Linked DNA regions of Homo sapiens: region 1 is linked to region 2. Evidence: chromatin loops called from intact Hi-C (ENCODE). Cell type or tissue: ovary. All regions are shown on one strand. Each heading gives the region's core, and the rest is flanking DNA. Links, peaks and the distances in the headings are about the cores only. Region 1 overlaps ATL1 (atlastin GTPase 1). Region 2 overlaps NIN (ninein).

Evidence for each region. Peaks named below come from ENCODE experiments on the same cell type or tissue, not always from the same donor. Only the 100,000 strongest peaks of a DNase experiment are listed, where the experiment ranks them.
Region 1: a loop joins it to region 2, with 2.7 times the contacts of the local background. A loop is called at or near these places in 42 of 110 quality-filtered maps.

The regions. Positions count from the first base shown.
Region 1 is chr14:50,614,717-50,622,816 of GRCh38, forward strand. ATL1 (atlastin GTPase 1) reads left to right here. Exons shown (of 14, transcript NM_015915.5): 9 at 5,883-6,010; 10 at 7,127-7,183. Among named protein-coding and RNA genes, the nearest start is that of SAV1, 50 kb to the right of the region's middle. In ovary, for the core only: a CTCF peak has its summit at 5,034; no DNase peak of the experiment used is centred there.
Region 2 is chr14:50,771,142-50,788,293 of GRCh38, forward strand. It overlaps NIN (ninein), which reads right to left. Exons shown (of 31, transcript NM_020921.4): 6 at 7,624-7,663; 7 at 5,808-5,998; 8 at 1,808-1,954; 9 at 1,160-1,327; 10 at 191-327. Among named protein-coding and RNA genes, the nearest start is that of NIN, 51 kb to the right of the region's middle. In ovary, for the core only: a CTCF peak has its summit at 6,945 (motif pointing left); a DNase peak (open chromatin) is centred at 6,930.

The sequences.
Region 1 (8,100 bases), core at 3,758-6,257, 160 kb before region 2:
CTGCAAAAATAGGCCGGATCCTGAGTTCACCCAGAAGGCAGTAACCCTCACCTTCTTATCTCTGTGCACTGAGAAGTGCTCCTTAATATTTTTAGGCTTAATTTTCCTTATCTACATGAAAAAGGAAAACAGATGTCTATAGTATTGGAATTCTGTATTAAGTTATGTAATTAGAGATTGAAAGAAATGCTCTTTAAAACTGCTCCTAAAGAATTTAATTATAAATTATTAAAAACTTCACTAAAAATGAAATCTTGTGTGGAAGAAGAAGAGGACCAGTGTCTTAAAAGAAAAGCACTAGAGTGTTTTTCAAATAGTGTATACTTATAGGATGTAATTATGTCTTTAATAGAGGACTGATTGTTACATGATTCCAAAGCAGCTTGACTTGTTAAACAAACAAACAAGAGCAGGAGGGGAGGTAGGAGTCTGAGGAAATGGAAGTTAATCTTTCCCAAAAGATATCCACCAGGTCTGTAGACATACGCTTTGTAGTTAGTACGACATTGTTCAAAGACATGACTTTTTAACTTGAAAGCGTAGTGTTGAATATGCCACTGAATTCAGACATTTGTTTAATTTACTGTGGCCTTTGTGCATCGTGCCAGGAGTGAGACAGTGGCATTACAAGCTTTTCAGCACAATTGTTGTCAGAGGGATTTAAAATTACTTTAAAGAAAGGACAATATAACTTGTATCCAGTTTTACAAAACTGGCAGATTTGAAAAGCAAATGAATTATTTTTGTCCCTGCACCCATGACATTTACTCTCAGATACCTTACATTTAACTTTGGCAGTTAGTACCATAAATACAATACCAAATTTCTCAATCATTAATCAGCATGGTGGTTATATACATTTTATCTTACTTTCATACCACAGACTAGATAGCAGTAAGCATATGGTACATATGGATGACAGGCTCCTATAATTTCACTGTCACACTTATGAATTCCAACCCACTAGTGGATGCAGAGATCTCAGTATTGTGCAATTACCTAATGGCTTTAATGTGTTTTGAATAAATTACATAAAGAAAGCCTTCTTACATAAAGAGAAAGCTTCTCTTTCTTCTCTGGAGTTGGGAGACATAAACAGGCAGAGGAGGGGTGCGCCTTCAACAACAGCCCTTTATTGGAACTAAAAATGATGGTGGCTTGTTCCATTACTGCAGTATACAGCTACAGCTCTTAGATTAACTGATACATTTTGCAATGAAAGAGCTCACGGAGAGAGTTTAAGACAAATCATGCAAATGCAGAATCCTACTTATTATTTTTATTTTTTATTTTTAGATACAGGGTCTCACTCTGTGGCCCAGGCTGGAGTGCAGTGGTGCGATCCTAGCTCACTGCAACCTTGAACTCCTGGGCTCCAGCCATCCTTTTGCCTTAGCCTCCCAAGTAGCTAGGACTAAAGGCACGCACCACCATGTGCAGCTAATTTATTTTTAAAATTCTTTGAAGAGATGAGGTCTTGCTATGTTTCCAGGGCTGGTCTCAAACTTCTGGGTTCAATCAATCCTCCTATCTTGACCTCCCAAAGTGCTGGGATTACAGGTGTGAGCCACTGCACCCAGGCAATTATTATTTTTTTAGAGATGGGGTCTTGCTCTGTCTATCAGGCTGGAGTGCAGCGGTGTGAACATAGCTCACTGCAGCCTTGAACTATTGAGCTCACACAATCCTCCTGCTTCAGCCTCCCAAATAGGACTACAGGAGTGTGCCACCATGCCCGGTTATTTATTTATTTATTTATTTATTTATTTATTTATTTATTTATTTATTTTGCAGAGATGGGGGTTTCACTATGCTGCCCAGGCTGGTCTTGAACTCCTGGCCTCAAGTGATAAATTACAGGCATGAGCCACCATACTTGGCCAGAATCTCACTTTTTAAGACATTTGTTCTCCATCAAATTGTATTCACTTCTATGCATATATTGACCTACACAATTGGTTTACAGTTAACTATAAGTTATGAGTTTACCAAAGTGCCTTGCCTAGGAAAAAGAGTAGTGAAAGGCAGCTTCAATTTCCATAAAAGTTCCATTTTAATGAGACTTTTATATCTTACAAGACTGCTGCTAAAGCCCTCTTTTGTGCAGAAATATCGTACTTTGCCTCCGTGTTTCTTTGGGCAGTTTTGAAAGTCTGCTATCTACATTATTTTTCTGTCCCACGCTGAATCTTACAATTTGGTGTGATTTCTATCCAGGATGTCTTGTCAGCTGACTGTGATGTTCTCCAGAGGGCTGGCATCTCACTGGTTGCCTCTAGTGAAGAAAAGTCTCCGAATAAACAATTATGCAAAAGTTGTTCTTTGATAATAGTTTCTCATATACTCTTTCACACACAGAAATAACTTTCTAGCTCATTATCAATAGTAACCATTGTTATAATAACTATTTGTTCATGGTCCCTCAAAGTATTGCAATTATTATTGTCTTACCTATTTCTAGTGTTATTAAAAACTGATAATAATATGATTAAATTTAACTACTGTTAATTTAAGAACTTCCCAAAAGGAAATGAAAAAGATTAAAGGTACTGAATCACATTCATTTATGCTTCATTCAACCAGCTTTTATTGGGTGCTTACTGAATACCTACCCTAGCACAGCAGATACAATTTTTTAAATAACAAGGAGTTATCCTTTTTTTTCTTTTGAGGTTGCTCTGCGTTATAGTACCATATGTAGAATGAGCAGGTAGCCACATTATAAGATGTGGAGCTGCTTCCTTAGCAGCTGCAGTTAGACTTGAGAATGCATAGTCAAATGCGTGTTTCCAATCACTTATCAGAATCAGGAAATCCTGAGAAAATATCTTCCTTTGTTAATTTATACAGCAATACTATACTAGTGCATCTGCCCTGTGGAGTTCTTATAAAGCATACATCGTATTCTCAATTATTGTGTCAGGTAACCACCACTTTGACCAAGCCCCTAAAGTCCTTGGAAGATTTTGCCCTTGTGGAAAAAATTACTGAAGAAAATTACTGAACATAATTCTGAATCAGCTATTCATATATATTAATTGACCACTTGCAAGGCCAAAGCTTATTAATGCCCCTCGGCAAATCGATTTGAACTGGTTTGCAGATTTTCTGGTTCATGTCTTTACTGTGTTCAACTAACATTAGCAAGAGCTCACCACCTACGTATGTTATGAATATATTGTTCTTATTTTCTGAATCCAAAATTGGAATACCTAGCATTGGTTCCAATGAGAACAAAGAGGGCTACTGCCATCTTCAGACACATTTTTAATCCAAATGTATGGTTAGATGCTGGTTACTTTAATGATAATTAATTACCACACTTGCTGGTGCATTAACACACAGTCGTATCTTATTCCATTCCAATTGTATAAGGAATGTTTGGGGGCAGAAATTTATATACAAGTTCTGAAAGTGATTTTAAAGTGGTTTTATAAGAAGAAAACTTTGTTTTATTCAGAAACTGAAGAATTCATACATTCTAGGTGTATAGTAATATTCTACTAAAGATGAAAAAACGTAAAATCATATAGCAAAAAAGAAACCTATTAGTGTCAGTGAATACAGATACATGGCAGGCAATAAAACACAAAACAGGAACGTGGTAACATAAATACAAATATCAGTATTGTAGTCCAGTGAATACTAGTAACTAAAAAGCAAACCACAATAATAAATCTATATATAGTACAAAGCAAAATTATCAGTGAAAATTGGTACAATGCAAACAGCAAAATAAGTGAATAAACTCCACTGCAAGTACCTGTAAATCACGGTCACTAGAATTTCAAAGTGGCACAAAACATGAAACAAAATAACTTGGAAAGATATCCAGCATCATGCTTGTGTGTGTTATAAAAGAAGTAAAGAAAACAAATTCTAACATAAAATAGTATTTCAATGTAGCCCCAATGTTATAACTGGGGCTATAATAAAGGGGAAAATGCAAACACAGTCTTAAGTTTTGAATCTTTAAGGCCTTCAAAATCACCAACCCCAAAGCCTGAAAACTCTAACTCTGCTAAAATTTAGATTTTTAAAAATTACAGGCAGTTACTGAATTTACTTAGAAATCAAGCAAGTCACTGGACAGATCTTGCTTTTTTACATAGTATGTGTATTTTTCCATATATATATAATGTATGTGTGTGTGTGTGTGTGTATATATATATATATTTTTTTTTCTTTCTTTGAGACAGGGTCTTGCTCTGTCGCACAGGCTGGAGTGCAGTGGCACAATCTTGGCTCACTGCAACCTCCGCTTCCTAGGTTCAAGCGATTCTCCTGCCTCAGCCTTCCGAGTAGCTGGGACTACAGGCATGTGCCACAATGTACAGCTAATTTTTTTTATTTTGAGACGGAGTCTCCCTCTGTCGCCCAAGCTGGAGTGCAGTGGCGTGATCTCAGCTCACTGCAACCTCTGCCTCCCGGGTTCAAGCGATTCCCCTGCCTCAGCCTCCAGAGTAGCTGGGACTACAGGCATATGCCACCCACGCCTGGCTAATTTTTTTTATTTTTATTTTTAGTAGAGGTGGGGTTTCACCGTGTTAGCCAGGATGGTGTCGATCTCCTGACCTCATGATCCACCCGCCTCAGCCTCCCAAAGTGCTGGGATTACAGGCGTAAGCCACTGCACCCAGCCGTGTACAGCTAATTTTTATATCTTAATACAGACAGGATTTCACCACGTTGGCCAGGCTGGTCTCAGACTCCTGACCTCAAATGATCCACCTGCCTCGGCCTCCCAAAGTGCCGGGATTACAGGTGGGAGCCACTGCACCCGGCCCCAATTTTTCCATATATTTGAAATAACAATTTAAGAAATTGTCCCTGTGTTCAGAAGACTTCTCTCGTGATCTGTTTTCTATATTACTTTGCTAAGTCTGTAATGTTAAGCTTTAACCTACTGCTACAGCTTGGGTTATGTGTAATCAATTATATCAAACATGACAACTACATACTCATACTACCTCTCATCTGCTTAAGTGGCCTTTTCTTGCTATTTTATTTTGTGTTGCTGAGTTCCACCACTAGAGGTAGCATCATTGTCACTATCTTTTTGAACTCTGCAGTCCAGTTACCACAGCTTACCCAGTTTTGTACAGTTCTTAGAAGGTGGGCACGCTATGCACGGAGCAATTTTTGGATACATTTTCTGGAGGGAATGCATTATAATAAGCCAGTAAAAATCTGGTCTCTTCCCCATTTATGAGCCTATATATATAAAACCACAAACAAGACTTAAAACATGAACTGGTTATGGCTGGGCACGGTGGCTCATGCCTGTAATCCCAGCACCTTGGGAGGCCGAGGCGGGAGGATCATGAGGTCAAGAGATCAAGACCATCCTGGCCAACATGGTGAAACCCCTCCTCTACTAAAAATACAAAAATTAGCTGGGCATAGTGGTGTGTGCCTGTAGTCCCAGCTACTCAGGAGGCTGAGGCAGGAGAATTGCTTGAACCCAGGAGGCAGAGGTTGCAGTGAGCTGAGATTGCACCACTGCACTCCAGCCTGGGCGACAGAGCAAGACTTCATTTCAAAACAAACAAACAAAAAAGCAAAAACAAAACTTGAACTGGTTATATGAATGGGCTACATACAAAGCATACATGTAAAATCAAGCAAGCTAACTTATAATATCAAGAAAGCTAACTTATAGGTGGAAGACAAGATACATATGAAACGGGAGTGGAAATTTGGGCAAGGAGAATCATTCACTGTGAGAAGAGCAGGTTTCAGGAGTCGCTTAAATGATGGGGAAGTGAGTGATGGCATTATCACTGGGGAGGAAATGGGGGAGATCAAAGGATGTTTTATTCTGTGGCATGGAGGACTGGGAAGGATTCCAAAAATAATAATGGATTTGCTTTTACTTGTAGAAATAGATGATGAATTCATCAAAAACTTGAAAATACTGATTCCTTGGCTACTTAGTCCCGAGAGCCTAGATATTAAAGAGATCAATGGGAATAAAATCACCTGCCGGGGTCTGGTGGAGTACTTCAAGGTATCACTCTCATTTCTAGAGCATTCGTGGGATAGATTTGACATATATTGGATCGTAATTCCTATAAACAAAAATTATAGACCCGATAATATGGGAGCAAAGGTACGAGGAATCTATAAAAAGGATTTTAAAAATCCTTTCTAAAAAGCTTTTTCAAAACCTTTCAGAAAGCTTACTTTCTGAAATTATTCTTTTGAGGAAACTACATATAGGTAACATTATTGTCCCCTTTTATCTTGAGGGAGCTGTATTTTGAAATATGAATGTAAGAGTTGGAAAAGTCTTTTGGGGGGATGGGGTGTTTCCCAGGGTCCATGGTCTATTCTGAATTTTACCTTCATAATTCTGAAGATTTTCCCCAAGGGGATACCTTCCTACTGAAGAAAATACTTCCCCATTTCTTACTCTCTGCACCAAGAGCCAATATGAAGTGGAATTATTTTAAATTTGCATTTACCTGTTTACCTTCCTTAGATAGCACTGAATACTTTTTACCAGCACTGAATACTTTTTACCAACCCGTATATATCCTGGAGAATTTCAGTTACCAACCCAATTGTGGACTGATGCTCCAAGGACTAAAATATCAATTTTTAAAATTCATGTTTTGTCATTTAATATGCTATCATATAGGTTCTGTGTGATCTGTTTACCTTCATGATTGTCAGCAATAAATGCCATGTTATTAATCTAAAATATGAATTTTTACTGCGTGTAACACTGTGGAGGTGCTTACAATTTGGTAGGAGATTCAGGACCTTCACAAGGGTCTGTTCCATAAAGCTTATGACATCAGCAGGGTACAGATTCCTGCGGGTAACTGAAAAGGGCGTTACTCCCGGCAGAGGGGTCTAAGAACATTTTAAAGGGAGTGGCATTGAGTTGAGCCTTTAAGAAGGGCCAGATTGGCAGACAGAGATGTTTGAAAAAGGCATTTCAGGAAAGGGAAACAACATGAACTAAGAAAAAAGGGAATTTAAGTATGAGAAAGATAAAATAGTTATAAGTTCCTGAAAATATTTTTTGAAATGTCAAGAACTTAGAATGCAATTTCATAGAATTAGAGGAAATATTGAATGGAATTGCTTGAACATGAATCTTTTTCTTTTTTTTTAGGCTTATATAAAGATCTATCAAGGTGAAGAATTACCACATCCCAAATCCATGTTACAGGTATTTATTAATGAGGAGGCATGTTTTAAGACACGTGACTAAGGCTAAGATTTCTGGCTGTCAGAAATAACCAAATAACAATATTAGACAGAATAATTTATTGGAAGATTATTTGCCTAATAACTTTACCTATTTATGTGTTCATCTAAACATGTTTCACATAAACATATTGCAGCCTCACTTGTGTTGAGACACAAACACTTTATACCAAAGGGTTTTCATTCTCTTTGCACTAAATTTGTTTAGAACAGTCTTCTATTATGATTTAGATTCACACATGTAACACACAGTAGAAAAGCAGGTGCAAGTTTTAAAAAACTAGTCTCCACAAACATTTTTTTAAAATGAGCCAGGCACGGTGGCATGTGCCTGTAGGACCAGCTACTCAGGAGGCTGAGGCAGGAGGATCACTTGAGCCCAGGAGTTTGAGTCCAGCCTGGGCAACATAGTGAGACCTCATATCTAAAAAATAAGTCAATAAATTTTGGCCGGGCGTGGTGGCTCATGCCTGTAATCCCAGCACTTTGGGAGGCCGAGGCGGGCAGACCACGAGGTCAAGAGATCGAGACCAGCCTAGCCAGCATGGTGAAACCCTGTCTCTACTAAAAATACAAAAATTAGCTGGGCGTGGTGGCGCAAGCCTGTAGTCCCAGCTACTTGGGAGGCTGAGGCAGGAGAATTGCTTGAACCCAGGAGATGGAGGTTGCAGTGAGCCGAGATCGCGCCACTGCACTCCAGCCTGGGCAACAGAGCAAGACTCAGTCTCAAAAAAAAATAAGAATAAAAAATAAATAAATAAATAAATTTTAAAAAGGGAGAAACTAGTTCCCTTATATATTTTTAAAATGTAAGTTCTTAATAGTTCCTTTTTGTTATCAGTGATACACTCTTCTGTCAGCAGCAGTCCTTAGATATAT
Region 2 (17,152 bases), core at 5,988-8,487:
TCAAAAGCCTACATGTCAATCTAAGTTCTCCTTAATTTTCCTATACTTTAAGGAAGATGTGTGCAGCAGTTGGATAGAAGATGAGCAACATTTGCATACAGAATAGAAGGATGTCCATCCAAGGCATCCGAATGACTTGCTGGACAAGTAGGAAAGGGAATGGGGCAGGCGAACCTTCTGCTCAACTCACAACAAATGCCGGATTTCAGCCTTAAAGCTGGCCAGAGCCGCCTGGTGAATGCTGTTCTTGGTAACCAAAAGTTCATTTTCAAGGGCCAGTGTTAATTCTGTCAAATTGATGTTTCCATCGAGGCTGAAATCCAAGGCCTAGAAATCAGAGCAAGGCGTAAATTCAAAAACAAATCACTCATTCCATCCTCTGAAAGCAGAAAATGTGAAGGCTATACAAACTCTGAGAGCTGACAATGATCTAGCAATTAGACAATTCCATTGCTTTGGTGATTGCTTAGGAACAGCCATCAGTCTAGAACACAGTTAAGTTTTCTCTAAGGAAAGCATAACATGGTTATTTGTGTTAAAAAGAAAAAAAAAAAATTATCTTGGCCAGGTGCAGTGGCTCACGCCCGTAATCCCAGCACTTTGGGAGGCCGAGGCATGCGGATCATTTGAGGTCAGGAGCTCAAGACCATCCTGGCCAACACGGTGAAACCCTGTCTCTACTAAAAATACAAAAATAGCCGGGCATGGTGGTGTGCGCCTGTAGTCCCAGCTACTTGGGAGGCAGAGGCAGGAGAATCTCTTGAACCCCAGGAGGCGGAGGTTGCAGTGAGCCGAGATCACACCGTTATACTCCAGTCCAGGTGATAAAACGAGACTCCGTCTCAAAAAAAAAACAAACAACAAAAAACAAAAAAAAAACACAACAACAACAACAACAACACTATCTGGCCCTGTAAATAAACACAATTGTAAGAGTATTTCTCATGTCAATAATCTGGGGGTTAAAAACACGGAAAGTACTTAACAAAAGGCTCCTGGTTAAAAGGGCTAAAAAAAAAGTTACCTTTTATCTTTGAGACTTTGTGAACAGAAGTACCATTAAGAAGAAAGAAAATCAAATCACAGTTTCCAAAAAATAAAATTGAAAATTTTCAACCCTTCTCCAGTTTGTCATTTTTCTCAATTTTAGCTGCCACACCTTCAGGATCTCCTGGCTGTTCTCAATGCCCTCTTCCTGCCAGGTGTCCAGTATTCTCTCCACAGATGCATGGCCCATCCCATCATCCAGGCAGGAGAAGACCCGAAAGCCAATGGTACTTGTCATTGCTGATGAGGTTGTGGTACGTCGTCCACTCTCATCGAAAGACTGGAAGGAGGAAGAGACTTGAGTAAGCCTAGCTTGATTCCAGGCATTTCAACAAGATATTGGTCAGCCCTGACCACGATGGGTAGAAGGCATGTTTCTCTAATATACAGTGCCAGGAAAAAAGTCATGCAGCCTCTCTGATCTCTGTTCCCAACTGAGTCAAGCCTACGGAGCTTATCAAAACCAACTGTTTTGGTAGAGAGTTCTATGACATAGACGAGATATGTCCCTAATTAACACCAGGTTTCTTCTGACCCAGAGCTGACATGACAAGGCATAATTAGTGGTCTTTCCACTGTAATTTACGGTCATTTCTCAAACCCAACCTTTCCTTCCTAATGGTTAAGTCTTTCTAATTCTTCTTTTGCTTCCCTCTCTTTCCTTAGTATTTTGCTTCAGACAACAGATTAATTTATTAGACATTACTTAAATGGGTTCTAACTTTTATTCACAAAGAAAGCACTTCTGCTTATTTTTTACCTGCATGGAAAGGTGCCTTTTTAGTTGTCTATATGGAGTAGATGCTGATGGTGTAAGAGATTTTCCATTTTTAAACAAACCATAGAAAAAATCTTCTACACTCATTGTACCGTCAGGATCAAGATTATGGAATACTTCCTCGAGCATCTAGAAAAGAGTCATCACATATTTTAAATACTCCATTCAAGTATACAAGGCCCAAAGTATACTTCCGGCCAGTAGTAATCAGTACCATGGTTGGTCCCAGGACTCCAGAAATATAATTATGCCCCTTTATTCTCACTTTACTGGTTTCCCTTTCCAGTAATGATATGCCCTCCTCCTTCCCACAAACTAAATAAAAGTCAATTTCCAACATCTTCATAATCTTATGCAATTTAGCAATTAACTATATTCTCTTTTACTCACACTCCTACAATAGGCAGTCTTTAATGTTGTTACACATTATTCTTACAAATTTTAAAAAATACCTAAATAATATAAAGATACAAGCTTCCCAGTGTCATAACAGTAGAAAGTGGTTGGACATCTGTTACACTTTTATACTGTGGTGACCCTCAGTGATATTTTCTTTATGTTGAATTTTTGAAATTGGTAGGCTAGCACAGCAGAATTTGGTCTGGGACAGATTACAATGATCTGATTACAATTAAGATTTGGAATCTGAAATCCATAACTTGGGGTTTAGAACCTTACTTGTAACAATACTGAGTGTGTTGGCTTTTTGCTTTAATGTTTTAGCACAGGAAAAACAAAGACTTTATGTGTGTGCAATAGAAGGGTTCCAAGACATGTAAAGGCAAGGGAGTTTTGACTGGCTAGTCCGCACCCTCTGATGGTAATCAAATAGCCCCTATCCTGTAATAGGGAAGGGGAGATTGGGCTACAGCCCCATCTAGAGGCTTGCCTGGGAATGGCTGGTTCCCTAGCTCCACAGAGGAATGGGAAGGTGAATAGAGCAACGTGGATCATTGAAGCCACAGAACGAGGAGGAAAGGCAAAGCCCTCCCACTAGCAGTCAGATTCCTCTTTATTCTGGGGTTAAAATGTTTCTATAGGAACATGCCTCCAATGTACAAAATGGAAATCTCTTGGAGAGCTTGTTAAAATGAAGACTCTAATATGGTAAGTCTGGTGGTGTGGGGATTCAGATTTCGGCATTTCTAACAAGCTCCCAGTTAAGGCCCATGCCACTGAGCAGTAAGGAGACAGAATAAGCAACAAATTGCTCTTGTTGCATTTGAGCCTACAACTGGACTCATTCTAACACAGGCCTAAATTCTCTGCAACACATTCTCAAGCTTCTAATATTCCTTTTGTAAATCTGGACTACTGCTAGGATTTATACGATCTCACTATTGTTGATTTCATTCTTCATGTAAGGGCTTGAGGCAATTCTCTCATCTCAAATGCTTTTTTTTCCCCAATTCATACCCAACAGGAAACATTAGTTTCCATTCTTGCTTTCATACGACTTCCTCTGGAGGGAACTCTGAAACAAGAAAACCATTCTAAAGAGTGGAAACGTTTGCAAGAAGCAACAATTCCTAAAAGAGGATCAAATCAATGGAAAGATATTTGGGGCAAGATTCTGAGGTTGCCAAGATCCCTTAACTTTTCTATCCTGTTCTTATCAACCAAAATAATATTTTCCTGGAGGACAAGGCTTTCAGGACCTTTGTACCAGAAATTACTGTCAAGTCCAGGTGTGTTGACTGAAGTTAACAAGGTTAAAAGTTTGGCTCTAACATTAGATCCACACTGCTTGACCTTGTGACATTAGCCAAATCAGTGCACAGCTTCCAGACTGCCTAAAGACCTCGCACCTGGAAAGTCCTTCCAGTTATTTTAGATGGTGGAGTGGGCAAGTGATGAATAGAAGAGTGTGGATTCAGAAGACGGGGCCGGGGCTAGGCAGAAAACAATGCCGGTTAAATGGCCAACTGGGGCACGCTCTACACTTTGAGCAGGAGCTGTCTCTGGAACTGTGAGGACATTCTTATTCTTACATGGACCAGGTCTTTGGATAGCTGGTTTGCTGAAGTGTAAGTTGGAAAATAATCACAAACCCAAACACTCAAAGAGGCCCGGAAGATGATGTCAACGAATGAGGCAAGATGGGTTTAAGACATCAGAAAGTAGCGAGTGCTGGGAAACTGAACACAGGAGTGCATGTCCTCTCCAAAGGGGCTGGCTGCATCTTACTGCCCATAAAATGGAGCCAAATCTTTGGAGTTTTAGAAAAATCTCCTGATTTTTTTTTTCAATGTAGCAAAAAGTTCAATTTTAAAAACACTGGGCATGACAAGTAAAATAGGCTTGGGGCCAGATTCGGCATCGGGCATGCTGGTTTGCATCTCTGCCCTGTCATTGTTCTTGCTTTCGGAAAGGAGTGTGCTAGTTACAGGCATAAGACAGTGACTCTAGTTCCCCTTCATGAAAGCAGGGAACAGCCACGATTTCACTCTCTCTACCTATAAAATGAGAGGTGACTAAATCTAAAATGGCGTTCAGTTGTAAAATTTTAGGATTCCAAGTAAATGAGATCATCTTGAACTTCCAGCTCCTCTGTGGTTTAGAGCTAGTAATACTAAGTACTATAGAATTTCACTATTTTTCTTTAGCAGGAAAAACACTAAGTAAAAGTTATATTCTATGAGCAATCCTCTACTTGTCCTCAGGCCAGAGGAAAATAACTAAATGTGCTACTTCTTTTCCTGAGCTTTGGAAACCACCACAGAAGAACATGCAGCTCTCCACAAGTAGCTACAGTTTATTCCAAGAATTGGTTTTAGATAAATAATCCAAGTTTGTGCAATATTTTTTGGCAAAAACAACCCAAGGTTCTACATATTGCACTGATTTACAATTCAGGAGAATAAATTTAATTTTATGACTTAATAGTCACCAATGAAAAATAAATTACCACTGAGCCATTACAAAGGTAAACAAAGGGTATATAATGGTCAAAAATACAGGAAAGAAGGGGAAAACAACAAAAAAAATTTTCTGTAAGCTAGGCTACTTGAAAGCTTTTGAAAATAAATCAAAAGCTATTATTTGTTTAGAAAAATACCACTAAACAAATATTTCTATTATCTGTTTAGAAAAATAATACCACTTATCCCCCGAGCAAGCAGAAAGCATGGTTTCAAATATCATTATAATCAAAGATTCCCAAAGCGACAACTGTAGCCCTACCCTAACTCTCTCCAATCCTTATTTTCAGCTCGTTGAAAGGCACATCTTAGAATTATTTCTATTCTTATGTTTCACAGCTATTCATGCACCCAGTCCTACCAGTTCCTCCCTTAATTTTTTAGAAAACATAAAGCTCAGAGTTTTACCAAAGAAGAGTCTTTTGGGGGCTCCTTCAAAACTCTTCTTAGTATTTTCAAAACAACCAAACTACCCTTTACCATTTTCTCATGACCAGAATATTGTAATGGCTGCTGGCTGCTCTCACCCAAGGCTCTCTTCATGCTAATATGTAAAAGCAGTTTAGCTCCTCGTCAGCAAGCAAGATTTTTCTATATATTGCTCAATCTGCTTAAGAACTCAGAGATGATATTGAGATGTTCTTTCCAAAAACTTAAATTTATCCTTCTGGTCTTCAAAATACTCCCCCAACTCAAATCTACTGAAATCCTTGCTTAATTCTGCCTCCACATGTTTCCCACAATTTACTCTGTGAATGGCACCTCTACAAATACATCTGACATCATGGCTACAGAGAGCTAGTGCCTGACAGTTTCACATGGGGTAACCTGCCTAGCACAGTGAGCTTACAATAGCTGGGTAAGTGTCAGCTCTTGTCAGTTTTTCTTTTTCACAACACAACAAGAGCTCCTCAGTGACAGAATCTTCATGAATGACTTCTTAGGAAAAAAGAAAATGGAGCCTAACAAGCTGCAGAGAGCCACACTACAGCTGTTCCTAGCATGTGGTCAACTACACTTTTACCATCATTATCATTCCTGAATTATACTGCGAGGCTTACCTCTCCATCCACATTCTGTAAACCATACTGCTCACAGATGGAGACCAGCTTCTTCCGGTTCAGGTGACCATCACGGGTGATCCCCAAATCTTCACAAACTTCTTGCAGTTTCTCTTCTATCCAGTCTTGGGGAGGGGAAGATCCACTCTGTGAAGCATTCAAGTCATCTGGGTTCCAAAACCTTAACTGGCCTGAGAGAGAAGCATATGTTGCACGGTTTCCAAAGGAATTGCAAAGAGAGAGTGCCTATTCTTAAAGAAAACTGTGCTTTTTGAAAATAAATACTGTAAGAAAAAGGCAATAAATGTCAATTCCATTTTGATTTGGTCCTGAAGCTCCCATGAAACAGAATCAATGGTTCTAAGGCTGCAACTAGAGTAAATGGGTACTTTTTGGCTCCCTGACAGTCATACCGGTGTAATAAATATAATCTCCTGTGCAATACTGCAAAGTTCTAGGCTTGTTTTATTTCAGCTGAGCACATCACAAGCTTAGGCTATAGTGATCATAGAGAAAGAAGGCTGGTTGAGGGCCATTATCGAGAACTCTGTAAGCTCTATCTCAACTATAGCTACCAGAATGTATTACCTCCACTTTCTTTCCAGCCTAAGTACTACAGCATCTTTTACTGAAAAGAAAATAATTTCATGATAAAAGTCTCAACATTAGCCTGTTCCCAAATCCTTACATATGAATATTCTGACATACAGAAACCAACAGTCCAACTGAAATTAAAAAAAAAAAATCAATGGTTGCAAGCTATAAGTTCCCAGTTATCTATACATTAAATTTCATTTGAAGACTTAAGGATCAAACTACTTATTTAAAAATCAAAACTTCTTATTTATTCTCTATTAAAAGCCCTCACTTCTAAATTTTGCTTTACACATTAGAGATTCTGTAAAGTCATTACTTAAACATGAGATAATTACTGGCACAATTTTGTGTGCTTGGAAGAACCTCAGAGGGTTGAAAGCAGTATTTAGTGCTACTCCCACTCTTTAGTGACAGGAATTAAGCCCATTACTGCTGTGGCGTTTCAACCTAGAGAACAGGTTGTAATTACACTTAAGTACAGTTAATCCACAGAGGGCTGTGAAGTGGGCTGAGGTTCTGTTAGCTGAACCACAGTGCCATCTGGTGGCCAGAGGATCAACGTGTTCTGATGCTTCTTAAATACATTTGAAACTTGTCAAGGGATGCATTTTTAAATTAATTAATTAATTTATATTGTTATTTTTATTTTTTGAGACAGAGTCTCTTCTGTTATCCAAGCAGGAGTGCAGTGGCACAATCACGGCTCACTACAGCCTCCAACTCTCGGGCTTAATGGATTCTCCCACCTCAGCCTTCTGAGTAGCTGGGACGACAGGCATGTGCTACCACACCTGGCTATTTTTAGTAGAGACGGGGTATGCCATGTTGCCCAGGCTGGTCATGAACTACTGCGTTCCAGTAATCCTCCTGCCTTGGCCTCCCAAAGTGCTGGGATTACAGGCGTGAGCCACTGTACCTGGCCAAGGGATGCACTTTAATAGGTCACTATTTAAGACTGTTAGAAAATTAATCTGAAAGTCTGTATAAGAGAGAAATTAGCCCGTAAGTAAAATTATATATCTTAGTTACCATCTCTTGCATGATACTAAATGCTAGGATTTTAAAACTAAAAGCTATCAATTGGGAATAAATTTTTTGTTGCTGTTGTTCTTAATGTTAATTCCCCTGGCCTGCAGCATAAGAGATCAGAAAGACCGGGTGTGGAGAGCACCCGGCGGCCCTTCCCTTCCAGGCACGTCCTGACACACTCGGCTCTTACCTTCCGCTTCATACTCCTCACTGCGTTGCGTCTTCCAGTGCTAGAGAAGGCAAGAGAAGATTAGTGTGCTTTAGAACTTATTCAGAAAGAACTATCCTAGCTTTTCCTAGAGCAGATCACTCTCTGGCTCTGAAATCATCATCTAAGTGAGTCACATAATTTCAGGACTCTCTAGTGTATCCATCTAGATGAGTTCTCTTCAGTTAACCAGCCAATCAGGACGAGACTCCTAAGAAACACCACACAGCCTTCTGCAGCATTTCACCAAGGATTTGTCCTCATTTGCTAGGTCACTTATTCAACAGCAAAACCTATCACAACCAATTAAACCCAGCCAAAGCAAATATCCAGTATCCATCAACCAACAAGTATCTGTACACATGCATTTATGAATTTATTCTTCAATAAATGTGTACTGAGTGCTTCTCTTTGTGCTAGGTACTGTGCTAGGTCTTGGTAATACAACCATGAACAACCATGAACAGGACAAACATATTTCCTGCCCCAAGAAGTTTATATGCTAATGAAGACATGCAGACAAGAAAACAGGAAATACAACAGGGTAGTATTTTAAGTGCTATGACAAGGAAGTTCAGGATGCTATGTTGCTATGCAGATGGGATACTTTAGACTTGTTAGATCGGGAAGAAGCAATGTCTAAACTGAGACCTGAAGGATAAACTGCAGAGAGCCAAATGAAAAGAAGGGGGCAGGCTGGGCACAGTGGCTTGCGCCTGTAATCCCAGCACTTTGGGAGGCCGAGGTGGGCGGATCACGAGGTCAGGAGATCGAGACCATCCTGGCCAACACAATGAAACCCCATCTCTACCAAAAATACAAAAAATTAGCCAGGCGAGGTGGCGGGTGCCTGTAGTCCCAGCTACTCGGGAGGCTGAGGCAGGAGAATGGCGTGAACCCGGGAGGCGGAGCTTGCAGTAAGCCGAGATCGCGCCACTGCACTCCAGCCTGGGCAACAGAGCGAGACTCCGTCTCAAAAAAAAAAAAAGAAAAGAAAAGAAGGGGGGCAGTTGTTATCTGCTGAAGCAAGGAGGCAAGAATGAGCCTAGTGTATCTGTGGCATAGTGAGGAGAGAGATGCAACTTAAAATAAGTAGGCTAGAGAAAGTATAAAATGTACATTACCAGTAAATTACATTAAAGGCAGTTCAATTTATCTGAATTGGACCATTTTGCCACCTTATCAGGCTTCATTACTCCTGCCTCTTCTCCAAAGTCACAGCATACAGTTGTAATTTGTGTACTGCATAAAAGTGCCCCGCTAAGAGCACAGGTCAGGACCGAAATCCAGCCCTTGCTCCACTGCCCGGGGATAGTACAGGTCGTCTTTTGACCAGTTGCAACAAGTAGGTCCACAGTGGCTGTGGCTTCCAGCAAATGGCTTTAGCCTCTCCAGCAAACTGCCTAAAACTAATCACTGTTATGGGGGGTTACTACAACCATCAAAGAAAACCCTGTTAGAAAAGGTGAATCGCCCTTTCCAAACGGGGCTGCTGTCATAGCAGTGATCCAGCTTTATGAATGAAGCTGCCTTTGATAACAAATAACCAGCACGTTTTCTGGGTAGCTGACCTGTACAAGACTAGTTGATTGCTTAGAATCCGAAAATAAACTCGACAGGAAAGTCAGCCTAATTAATACCTGTCTCTAGAACTTGGATTCCTCATGACAGATGGTATGGCACGTAAAATTTTTAGATGAAATGTTGTTTTTCAGTAGTTCATTCAAGTTAATACGAGTTGAAGTTCTTCTTTCAGGCAACCTACGCTCATCTACTTTATTCTCCACACTCACTAGTGGTAGTTCTCACCTCTTAAATGAGGGCCAACCACCTACCACAGTTTCACAGGTCCATGTTAGATATTTAAGATAGTATCAATTCAGAGAGTTCATTTAATTTGGCCATACCAAGCTGACAATGCTGAGATGGGTTGTTGCTGACAAATGGAAGACACCAAAAGGCCATAACTCAAAATGTTTAAGTTCACTACAATTCATGCAGATTACAATGGAAAGTCACTAATAAACATGGCATCAATGAAAAGTGAATTAGGACGTGTGATTTTTGCTTGTGATAACAATTTCATCAGCTCACTCAGCCTACATTTCTACATAAAGACGTCTCTCCAATCTAGTGGATGTCTGAGGCATGGTGGGGATGGGGAGCAAGTGGTAAAGTCAACAGTCCTTCATAAATTTTCTTACATTCTCATTTCTGGTCAGAATTGTTTTCACATAAGAAATTTTAAATCAACAAAACCATCCTGCCTGTCTGTCCCTCCACATTTATTTTCCTGTTCAACAGAGCAGACAATTTAAATGCTCATACTACTTCGGCATCCAAAATTATGAAAATTCATTATTTAGCATACCAGTTGGAAACACCCCAGAACTAAATCCACTAATTCCACCTATGACAAATAAAATAGGGTTTTATGGTCTCAGAACCATTGGTAGAAACCTACCAAATCTCAAGCAGGGGATGATTTCTAACAGCAGAAATGAATGGGAGAAATGGCAGGAGAATATGTTATCACTGGCCCCAAACCATAAAGAGAGTCCCAGTTGGAATATACAGCTGTAAAAATGCAACACACACACCTTCAAAAAATCCTCGTCATTACTAAAGCACTGGCTCATTTACTTCTCAGTTCATTTGAAAATAGTGAGCACAGAATTCAAAGAAGCAAGATGCTCCAATATACTGTTTCCAACATCTTATGAGTCTATGAGACTGGGTGCCTATGTCTGATTCACTCTCTGGGACAGTACTTCCCTGCTGCCTTCTTCCCTGGATTCTTACTCCTAACTAATAAAGGATCGAGTATGGAGGCCACTGCATAGACTTAGGAGGCAGAGTGCCTGGTGCTGAATCATGGCTTCCCTACCAGGTTGGCCTTAGGCAAGCTTCTGACGACTTCTGCCTCAGGTTCTCTGCCTATAAAATGGGAACAAGGTAGTGCATATTTCATGGAGTTATGGTAAAGTGCTTAGAATTGTGCCTGGCACATAGTAAGCTCTACACAATTTTGTTATTTTTATTGGACATATGTTTACATGATACATGTGGAATTTATTTTAATTTCCATATTTAAACTTAAAGCATTCAATTGGGTAGACCTGGGGAGGTATCTGTTATGGATATACATTTGTAAGAAAAATGCCAAGTCTTCCCAGCAGAGAAGGAAGAAACACAGACAATTCACATAAGAAGCAACATAATTAAAAAAAAAAAACCAAAAACAAAAAAACATGGGGGAAGGTTCATCTCAACAGCAATCAAAGAAGGATTAAAACCAAGAAGTCATTTTGTTCCTATTAAATTAGCAAAGTATTTAAGATATAACTTCTACTACCATCAAGGTTATGATTTAAAATAGGCCCGTTTATATGTTATGGGTAGCACTGTAAATGATTATTACTTTTAGTAATGTAAATGGCTTTATGTATCAAAAGCAATAAAAATGTTCATACTTTTTGATCCAATAATTTCACTTGGTATTCAAAGACAATAAAATCAAGGAGGAAGAAAAGCCATATGTGTAAATATGTACATGATAGCACTTTTTGCAACAAGAAAGTATTGAAAACAATTTAAATATTCAACAATCGAGCATAAAGTATAATGATACATTATAATGCAGTCATTAAAAGTATAATTAAAAAACCATGTAGGAACGTGGAAAAACATCTTATGAAATGTTAAATGAAAGACCATTACAAAAATGCTATCTATCCTATGATTACCACCAGCAAAAATATTTATACAATTAGACAAAGGCTGGAAGGAAATAGAGATAATAAAAACAGATGCATATTGGTTGAAGGACTATGGGAAACAATTTTCTTTTATTATTTTACTGTTATAAATGTTGTTTATGCAACAGAAATAGGTACAACTCTCACTATTTATTTGCCCACTAAATTCTCACTAAATTTATTTCCTGTGACTTGGGGGTGGGATAAAGGGAAGCTCCCTCCTTTTGGTAAATATTGCTCTGCAGCATCTCCCCCATATTATGACAGATGAGGCGGTTTGGTGGGAAGCCCAGGTGCTGCTCAGGCTGGTGAATGTTGGATGCCAATGCCTCCTAAAGTGGCAAGATCAGAGACACTCGACTGAGATCTGCCTTGTGGACTGAGACCATCTCAAACAGACATTCTTGAGACAGTCCAACCCAAAAGCGTCGTCAGATACGGCACAGCCTTCGAAAGCCCAGGCAGCATCCTCATCTTCGATGATTTCACACAAAATCTTAAGGCAAGTGGGGGTGGGGGTTAGGGGAGAAGGATAGTTTAAACATGGTTTTTGTTTGTTTCTACTTTTAAGACGGAGTCTCACTCTGTTCTGCAGCCTCAACCTCCCACGCTCAGGTGATCCTCCGGCCCTCCCCGCTGACCCACCTACAGATGCCTGCTACCACGCCCGGCTCATTTTTGTATTTTTTTTTTTTTGTAGAGATGGGGTTTTGCCATGTTGCCCAGGCTGGTCTCAAATTCCTGGGCTCAAGTGATCCACCCACCTCGGCCTCCCAAAGTGTTGGGATTACAAGTGTTAGCCACTGCACCCAGCCAGTTTAAACATGTTTTAAAGTCTTCTGGGAGTAGCAGTATCCCAAGAATTCCCCCTAGGACCCTTTGTAAGAAACACAGATCCAGCCAGGACCACCCTGTTAAAAGGAGAAGCAGGCTTATGCTAATGGCTACATTTTCATTCCAAGACCACCTCAGTTAGAGATGGGGCTTACCACACAGATAGGAGGTATTCTGTGCTTCCTTCTACCTAGTCTCCACCAAGGTTCTGTTCCCTTAATAAGAGGGAGAAAAGCACAGGGTGGCTGAGCATTTGTTATTAAATTGCTATTTCAGGGGGGTGGGTGGGGGAAGATTCAATTCATTCACAGCTCATTTATTTTCATTCTCACTGCCTGGAGCCAGTAGTTCCAATTAAAAAGCAGGGAGAGAAGGAGGGGAAGGCAGGTTAGAAGGCTAGGGGGATTAAATCATTCAGTTACTGGAACGCCACCAGTAAAGGGAGGCATCATTCTGGAAAAGGGTCCTTTAATTGCTGATGACTTACCCAGCACAGTGGAAGCCTGGCAGGTGGCCTGTAGACACAGATCTGCCATGAGCACTAGAAGGACGATTATCACAAAAATCTTTGGAAAAGTAGGGGGGAAAGCGAGGAACAATGGCTGAGATGTGTTCACAAGACTGAATTCATGAGATAAGATTTATTTCTTCCCTTGAAATATACGTAACCTCTCATTGGAGAAAGAATGGATATTAATAAACATAAAACTCATCCTGTGGGACTTCAGATTCTCCCTACTCTGGAGGCACAGTTGTAGACAGATAACTGTAGAACACTGTCTGGGTTGTTTGGCTCTGCCACTTTCTGTGACCCCTCAGTACCTTACAACGTGAGGAGGACACTCCAGTGCACCCAAAGGGACATGGAGTCATATGCTTGGCACTTAGGAAACCTTAGCTATTGTTATTATTTCAGTCAGAAAAATGATGTGGTTAGGGGTTTAGACTGCAGAACCATACTCGAGTTCAATTTCCGCTCTACTACTTACTCGTGGTGTGACCTTGGCCAAGTTACTTACCCTCTGTGTGCCTCAGTTTCCTCATGAGTACATGAATAACAACACGTACCTCTGATGGTGTGCTTCACATTTGGAAAGCACTTACAACAGTGCCCATTAAGTGCCAAGCATTTGTTAATAAATATTACAATGACTATTCTTACTACTTGGATGTGTAAAACTAGAACAAGGGCAGAAAAAACAGCAGACAGACTAGTGCCAGCTTTAAAGAACAAACCCAGAAGAGACTCTCTTTAAAATCTACAGCCTTGATATGTTAATTGGCTTGATTTAGTTATTTCACAATGTATCCATATATCAAAACATCATGTTGTACACTGTAAACGTACATAACTTTTGTAATTATACCTTAATAAAGCTAAGGAAATCCCCAGAACTACAGCTATGAGCATGATGATTGTGATGAAGCAGTGAACTTCCAATTCAACTTAGGATCAGGGCTTCCCCTGGGGCCCCTCCCTGCAGACAGTGTCCCCTAGGCAGCCACGGCTCGCAGAGGCTGCCTTGTCCTTCCTCATTACTATGCCAGTGTACTGGCCAACAGCCCCATTGAGAGTAGGCAGAGGGGAGAAGGTCAGAGGTTGTCCGGCCCCAAAATGGCTGCTCACAAGACAGTCCCCAACCCCTCAGGCAGACAAAAGGAGTCCCCCCAAACCCACTCTGTGGGCCGTGCATCTCAATGTCATGCTGGCCATTGTAGCCAGCTCTTGAGTTGTCCTACAGCTGGACAAGGGTGCCCTGCACACAGCGGCTGCACAGGCGGCACCGATTTCTGGAATGCTTTCTTTGGAGGGACACCTGCTTTGCTGGACTGCAGAGCAGATGGCCAGAGCCTCCTGGATCTCCAGCTTCCAGCCCCAACGCCGGGCCAGCATCTGCAGCCTGTGGTCCTGGTGTGGCCCCTGCCCACAATAGCCCAGCCGCCACCCCCACCAGCCATCTGCTCCAGCGCAGACCTTTGCGCCCCGCAGAATGTACGGCTAATTAAAACCATTATGGGGGCAGACACCGGGGCATTCTTACCCAGCAGAGGTTGCTGAGCTGATCTCAGCAGCCTCAGAGCCTGGAGTAGAGTTGTGGTTTTTTGTTTTTGTTTTTGTTTTTTGGAAAGGAAAAAGCCCTGTAAACCCAGAGAGAAGAGGAAGGAAATGTACTAGAGTAACATAGCTCCCCAAACAAACTGAGCTGTAGTGTGCATTTAGAAGAGCAGCACATGTAGCTAAGCACAGGAAGTCTCTGAAAACACCAGAAATCAGTTTAAGGAGAGTGCTCATGAAAGAAACTTTAAGACTTTTAAAAAATACAGCATCTATGGCGTATTTCACTAACAGTCCTAAGTATTTATAAAGCCTGTGCTCTGAGCTGGGTAGTGGAAGCTGAGTGCGCCCGGCAGGGCTGGCTATTGTTTCTGCAGGGACACACTTCCTGGGACTGTGGTTCATTTTCCACTATGCCACCTTTGAAGGCAAAGGCAATGGAGAGCCTGACAGCCCAGCTCCCAGTCTCTCCATTCTGAACTCCCGGACAAGCTCCTAAGGCCAGGGTTGTCACGACCAGAATGCAAATCAGTGCCTTTATCTTTAAAGGCAATTAAGTGCTACAAGTGCATGCGGGGGATGACAGGAATTAACACGATTTTTAAACGCACACACATTTAGATGAGACCTGCTACACTGAAGGCTAAAAAAGCCTTTGGTACTGCTGGTCCAAGGAAATGCTGAATTTAAGAGTTTGGGCCTTAAGCCTCTTCTCCTACCAAGGCTGGGGACTAGTTTTGGTTCACTGGATTTTAAAGTCCTTAAAGGAAAGAGATTTTAAAAAATACCTTTCCTGCTCCTCAGAGCTGCTAAGTAACGAATACTACTTTTCTGTTGGAAAATATTTAATGATATGTAGGACAGAAAATGTTACTGTCATCATGAACATTAATTCTTGACTTCTTGTCTGTTTTAGTTTCTAGTTAGAAGATAAATATTAGAAATTGTTGATCTGGAAGGAGGTGGGGGTGGGGTCTGGTCTCCAAGACAATTCCCGCTGGGATCAAGTCAGGAAGGCTCACCAGGACACTAAAGCCTAAAAGTATGTGTCAGAAAAAGAGACATTTTATAAGCTTTGAAGGAGCTTCTTTCTATCACTTTCAAGTGATCTACAATTGCATCTTTAATGAATGTTTCATCTCTGGGAATAGCCGGATGATCTGATAAGACTTAAGACAATGAAGGAAAAGAATGGAATTCCATTAAAAAAAAAAAAGTCCATCCTGAAGACATCATAGCCTTTGGTAGAATAAATGGCATCAGCAATAAAACTGTTTGCTTTGTCAAAGACTGGAACAGAAAATTTAACAAGGGAGTAACAGGAAAATAGGTGCATTTCAGCTACAAAAGATCTTAGCAGAACTTCTCTTGGTTATTAAGTTTACTCCAGAATTAAATATTGACTCTGTACGATGTAAATGAATAATTCATAAACTGCAAAGTTATGCATACATGAAAATGAACATAAGGGAAAAGATAAGTCAGTTTCACACTTCTTGAAGAAGTTTCATTTTATGTAGGGTAGTAAAATCAGTTTGTCTTTTTTTAAGCTTTTTAACAACCACCTCCCCATCCTCCTACCCTCATAGTCCCAACACAAAGACTGGATTTGCTTGTAGTGCAGTAATCAGCTTTAACTTTTCTCTCAGGTCCTCACTTAAACCACACTGTGCAAGCCAATGGTTTTGGCTTACACTACTATTGTCTACAGTTGGAAAAATGACTGTATAACACCCCTTGCTGTTGATAAGAATCTTACTAGACCCGATTTATTCCCTGTGGAGGAAAACAGTTAACAAGGTGTACCCTGTTTTCAACCAGGGCAGAAAGCAAAGTGGTCCTGCCCCAATTGTATTAATTGCACAACCTTTTCTACCAGGCCTGAGTAATCGAGAACAGAATTGAGAATTAGTTTAGTTTAGTTTTGTTTTCCCTGCCACCTGCCCTCAGAAGAAACATGAGCATAAAATTCAAGGTCAGTTCAGTAGCTATTAATATTCAAGGGAAAAAATGTACTCTTCTTACTCTCACTTGTTTCTTAACAAAGTAAAGCAAAAACAGTGACAACCAAAATCTTCTCATTAATCACACCTTAGGTTGGAATCAAGAAGGTGCCCTTTGTTAGTCTGGATTAATTCAGAATAGAAATGGCCAACTGAATTGACTTGAGCGAAAATGATCCCATAAAAAAAGAAAAATCACCACTTTCTTTTCAATATCACCCAAGATGAGAGGTCAGACTCCCAAGGGATCCAACTGCCAAATAAACACATGAAATTGGAAGTCAAACACTCATGGTAGCCTCATGGTGGGACCTACCTGTCACTTATGAATTAGCACATTCTGCTTCGGGATTTCCAAGTGAAATTCTGAAATGTGTATTTTGGTGCTGAAAATTTAGCTAGGTTACAGTAGCCTTTCCCTACAGAGTAGCTTTATTGCCTTGTAATCTAAATTTGGTAGAAGAGACATGCTTAGTAGCTAGGTTATATATTTTCTGTTTCAGCAGGAAAGAATCAAAGTGTCTGATAGAAGCATGGGGTGGGGGAAGGGATTTCCATCTGATAAGACTTAAGACAATAAAGGAAAAGACTGGAATTCTGTTAAAAAAAAAAGTCTATCCTGAAGACATCATAGATGTAAACATGTAAACATGTAAAATGTTTACAATTTATGTTGGGGCTTTAACATGTACGAACTAAAGCAAAAGTAAAATATGATCAAAAGCAATTCATAACAAGATTTCTTTTCATACATTCTACCCAGGAGAGGAGGCCAAGGTGGCAGATCATTTGCTACCCCCTAGTGCCAACATAGGCTCTCCCACCCGTGCCACCATATCACAGTGGGCACTATGAATAGG